2 separate regions of the Homo sapiens genome follow, and region 2 is linked to region 1. A link is a loop called in an ENCODE intact Hi-C map of the cell type or tissue named here. Cell type or tissue: endothelial cell of umbilical vein. All regions are shown on one strand.

Evidence for each region. A loop is a pair of places that touch in the nucleus more often than their neighbours do. Peaks named below come from ENCODE experiments on the same cell type or tissue, not always from the same donor. Only the 100,000 strongest peaks of a DNase experiment are listed, where the experiment ranks them.
Region 2: it touches region 1 in a loop (6-fold over the local background); 1 of 110 quality-filtered maps calls a loop at or near these places.

Annotation. Positions count from the first base shown.
Region 1 is chr10:28,088,628-28,091,127 of GRCh38, forward strand. It overlaps MPP7 (MAGUK p55 scaffold protein 7), which reads right to left. Exons shown (of 17, transcript NM_001318170.2): 12 at 1,044-1,214. Among named protein-coding and RNA genes, the nearest start is that of SNORD130, 16 kb to the left of the region's middle. RefSeq lists an enhancer at 180-1,379. In endothelial cell of umbilical vein, no CTCF peak of the experiment used is centred here; a DNase peak (open chromatin) is centred at 1,104; H3K27ac peaks cover 2,401 bases.
Region 2 is chr10:28,138,237-28,140,736 of GRCh38, forward strand. The region is part of intron 5 of MPP7 (MAGUK p55 scaffold protein 7); the gene reads right to left. Among named protein-coding and RNA genes, the nearest start is that of SNORD130, 66 kb to the left of the region's middle. In endothelial cell of umbilical vein, no CTCF peak of the experiment used is centred here; a DNase peak (open chromatin) is centred at 1,115; H3K27ac peaks cover 2,500 bases.

The DNA of each region.
Region 1 (2,500 bases):
GTGTGAGAATGTACTAACACTAAGAGACACCATGCTCTTCTACTCCAAAACTTTTCTAAAATCATTGGCTTTGATCCTGGAAGTTTAAATATCTCTCGCTACATTTTTAAAGAAATGCATTGAGGATGAAGTGAAGATACATGGAGCTTGTGGCTACTCACATCTGTGAAGGGTGCACAAGATAGATGCTAGGATGCAAATCTGAGTCAAGGCAATCGATGTTTGTGAAAATACCCACATTCCTTTATTAACTGCCTTTTTATTTTGAGACAGAGTCTCGCTCTGTCACCCAGGCTGGAGTGCAGTGGCGCGATCTTGGCTCACTGCAACCTCCACCTCCCAGGTTCAAGGGATTCTTCTGCCTCAGCCTCCTGAGTAGCTCGGACTACAGGACTGTGCTACCACGCCTGGCTAATTTTTGTATTTTTGTAGAGATGGGGCTTCAATGTAGAGATGGGGCTTCACTGTAGAGATGGGGCTTCACCATGATGGCCAGGCTGGTCTCAAACTCCTGACCTCAAGTGATCCTCCCACCCTGGCCTCCCAAAGTGCTGGGATTAAAGGTGTGAGCCACGGCACCCAGCCAATTATCAACTTTAAAGCGACTTTGCTGACTCTCTAGCTTGAAATATCCTAGAACTCTGCTGTAATACTTTATTTCACTGAAGGTCTAAATGCCATCTGAAGCTTGTACCATGCTGCTGCCTCAAAATGCTTTGAAACGAACTTGCATTGTGTTCAAAAATATTCACTTCTATTATTTAATTGCCCTGATGTATGCTTCATATATTACAACAGTGTTTGCTATCCCCACTTGACAAAGGTTCCACTAAAACGACAGTACCGTTCTTCAGAAATGTCTTAAAAGTCTCTGCAAGTCAATTACGTACAAAAAACTAAAGATTTTGTTTCAGAGACAAGACAAAAGGTGTTGAAGGGGAGGAGATTTTTAGCTTGAAAACTTCAAGTATGATTCACTTTGAAGAGAAATTCTTACTAGCTCACTCATTTCCTCAGAATTACTCACAGAAACAAGCACTTACCAACCAAGACAACGAGTCTGTATTTTTCATTAGTTTGTCGCCGATACGGTGTCACTTCTTCGTATGTGGGTACGTCAGCTGTGTCGTACTGATCACTCTTCTTGCATTCATACATGGATTTATTTGTTTTCTTATCTTTTCTACTAAGACGAAAACTTTTTCTAAAACCAGCTGCAAATATTAAAATAAATATATTTTTAGTAACATCAACCAAAAAAGAAACCCTCAAAAAAAAAAAACCCTCAGAGTTGGGTTGGATTTTATTTACCATAATATTGGGTTTTTAAAGTTAAAACCCTAATGTTTTAGAGACAGGGTCTCACTCTGTTGCCCAACCTGGAGAGCAGTGGCGCCATCACAGCTTACTGCAGTGTTGAACTCCTGGGCTCAAGCGATCCTCCCACCTCAGGCTCCCAGGCAGGTGGGATTACAGGCACACATCACCACGGCTGGTTAATTTTTAAAATACTTTGTAGAGACAGGGTCTTGCTACGTTGCCCAGGCTGGTTTGAACTGCTGGCCTCAAGCAATCCCCCCAGTTTAGCTTCCCAAAGTGTTGGGATTACAGGCATGAGCCACTGTGCCTGGCCTATTCATCATAATATTGTTAGAAATGCATTCAGTAAGAAAAAAATAATAGTACACAATTTTATAAAAACAATAACTTAGATTTAATATTTATTTATGTAGTTATAATAATGTAAATTTTATTTGGTTTAAACAATAAAGAGCTCTGTTGAAAAATCATTGAGTAAAATAACTATAATAAAGCAAAATAAGTCAAAAATCATAATTTATCAAGAACTGATTGGTAAACACATTTGATATGAAAAAGTTAAAAACACTGTAAAAGCATTTTAAATGTAAACAATAAGTTCTCTCATTCATGAACATGAACAAAGTTTCTATTACATCCTAAGCATAACCTCACAACGTACCCATGGCACAGGCAGCATCTATTGTTAAACAAAAAGAAAACTAAATTAGGGAGTGTGTAGTGTAGCGTGTGCTTATGCGTCAGTCAGGCTGACAGAACAAAGCTCACCCAGTCAACAATTAGTTGATCTTCAGCAAGTCAGTTAACTTTAACTGGACTCCAGGGGATGGAATAAATCATCAAGCCTCAGGTTCTTTTCTCTAATGGAAATTCTATGCTTTCATAATGTGACACATATGAAATTAAGAAATAGAGCCAGCCACGGTGGCTCATGCCTATAATCCCAGCACTTTGGGAAGCCAAGGAAGGAGGGCAGATCGCTTGAGCCCAGGAGTTTAAGACCAGGTGGGGCAACATGGAGAAACCCCATCTCTACTAAAAATACAAAAAAATTAGCTAAGTGGTGGTGCACACATGTAATCTCAGCTACTCGGGAGGCTGAGACAGGAGAATCGCTTGAACTCAGGAGACAGAGGTTGCAGTGAGCCAAGATCGCACCACCGTACTCTAGCCTAGGTGA
Region 2 (2,500 bases), 50 kb after region 1:
TGCCTTTAATGTGGCAATTTGATGGTTAGAAGTGGTTTTGATTTATTAATGACTATCTCTGCTTCCCCTAGAAACAAAGTCTCTATATAGAACAATATCCCTCCATCAATGCCCCTAAATGCCACCAACATTATTGATTTTGCCTATTTCATCACTGCAGGAAGTATTCACATTCAATTAATCTAGTTAGGCCTTTGGCTACTTACTTTTACATTTTCAGACATCTATTGTTTCTTTTATACTGCATTTATTTTCCTGAACTGGATTTTGTAGACATTATTGACTAATAAGAATAATCTATTTTTCAATATGGCAATTGACTGATCAATTCATTCTGGGTATAATCTTTCAATTTTTGACAGTTCTCCAGTGACACTATTGTTACAGAATGACAAGTCATTTCCTAACTATCAAAGACTTGAGGGCAACAGGTTATACAAGAAAAGTGTTGGCATTCTTCTGAACACAGCAAGAGATTCCTAAAGAGTAAAATGAACAAAATCACAATCTTATACTATTATGAATTAAAGACTATGAAAGAAAAGTTTGAATGTCATATAAATGTACAGAATTATCTTATATGTAGAGACAAAGAAGGCTATAATGGAATAAAAATTCCACCAAACATTTAATAATTTACATTGAATTCCGTTTACTGGGAATCCCAATGTTGCAATCACAGTGCTATGTGCTAGAAACAAAGATAAGAAGACCATCCTGTGTATCATGAAGTGTGGCAGACTGCCACTGTTACTGCCTGAGACCCTCATTACAGCAGTTACCACTGTTACTGCCTGAGACCCTCATTATGAGACTGAATGAAGGGACGAACATAGAAATGATAACAAAAAACAAAAGAAACTATTTTAAGGAAAGGGCCAGGGGAAGAAGAGAGCTCCCCGCTTCTAGTGAGCAAAGGCAGCCCCTGAGCTCCTACCACCCTTTGTATTTATTGGGTAGAAAGAGCATGGAGGAGGTAATGATTGGTCAGCTGCTTAACTGATCACAGGTTCACATCATTGCTAACAGGCTTCAATTATGCCTAATCACCAGAAACACTTGAGCTTGGGGCATGAATGCCCTCAGCATTCCTTCTGGGCAGCGGACATAGTTGTCAGCTTGCCCACATCCTGCATTTATGAGAAGTTTGCTGTTTACTCATATAACCTCCAGTGGTATACTGAGCTGATCATGACCCTCACACTTTCGGCCTCCAACAAATAAGAAAGATATACTTTTGTTCTTTATTAGGTACAGAACACAGAAAATCCCTGAAACACACATACATACACACAAACACACACACACAAACATCTGTTAAAGGTCCAGTTTCGTTTCTGGATACAAGTTTTTGAGCTTTAATTTTCTTAATCTTTAAAAGAGTTAATATTAGTACCTACTTAATAGGGCTTCACAATGATTAAAGAGATAATACATGAAAGTGCACGGCAAAAAGGCTGCTCCATAGTAAAGACTTCGTATTGTTGGCTTATTAGCTATTACAATTAATTTAATGATTATCTTATTTCAGGAACAGTCACATTGTATATTTAACCTTGTCTATAAACTTGTAAAGGACCATATATAAATTTTTTAAAAATCCTTTCCATATAGCTATTCTTTTCCTTCATATATTTGCAAAAGTTGGCCAAACTAGCAAGCAAACATTTTAAACAAATTTTATATTAAAAAGGTTAACAGGTTGTATATTGTGATAAAAATGGGTCAAACTAGAAATTAACATCTGTAAATATAAAAAATGAAACCCAAACAACCTCACAAATTTAAATAAGTCAGGATATTGAAGTTATCAAAATGTATTATAGACAATCAAGAAGTTAATATCAATGCCAATATGACATACACAATGTCCATGGAAGGTGACCAAATTTAAGAGAAAGCCGCATACTCTTAAATGTGTTTGTAATTAAACAAGCGTGACAGCTAAGGAGCCCACTATCTAATCAAAGATAGATATAAAGAAAAAAATCAGACCAGATGCGATGGCTACCGCCTATAATCCTAACACTTTGGTAGGCTGGGGCAGGCGGATCACCAGACGTCAGAAGTTCGACACCAGCCTGGCCAAAATGGTGAAACCCCAATCTCTACTAAAAACACAAAAATTAGCCAGGCGGGTGGCATGTGCCTGTAATCCCAGCTACTTGGGAGGCTGAGGCAGGAGAATTGCTTGAACCCGAGAGGCTGAGGTTGCAGGGAGCTGAGATCGCGCCACTGTACGTCAGCCTGGGCGACAGAGTGAGACTTAGTTTCAAAAAAAAAGAAAAAAAAATAGAATTGATAATAATGAGCCAGTTCTTTTGAGAGATTAGATAATTACTCATTTCTGGTATGCAGAGCAAGAAACTAGAGAAAAATATGTATATTAATAGCACTGAGAAATGGGACAGAACTTTGGATACAAATCAACAGGATAAATTGAACACCATTCCAACATGCTTGAAATCTTAATAAAATGTTAAGTTTCCTAGGAAAAAAT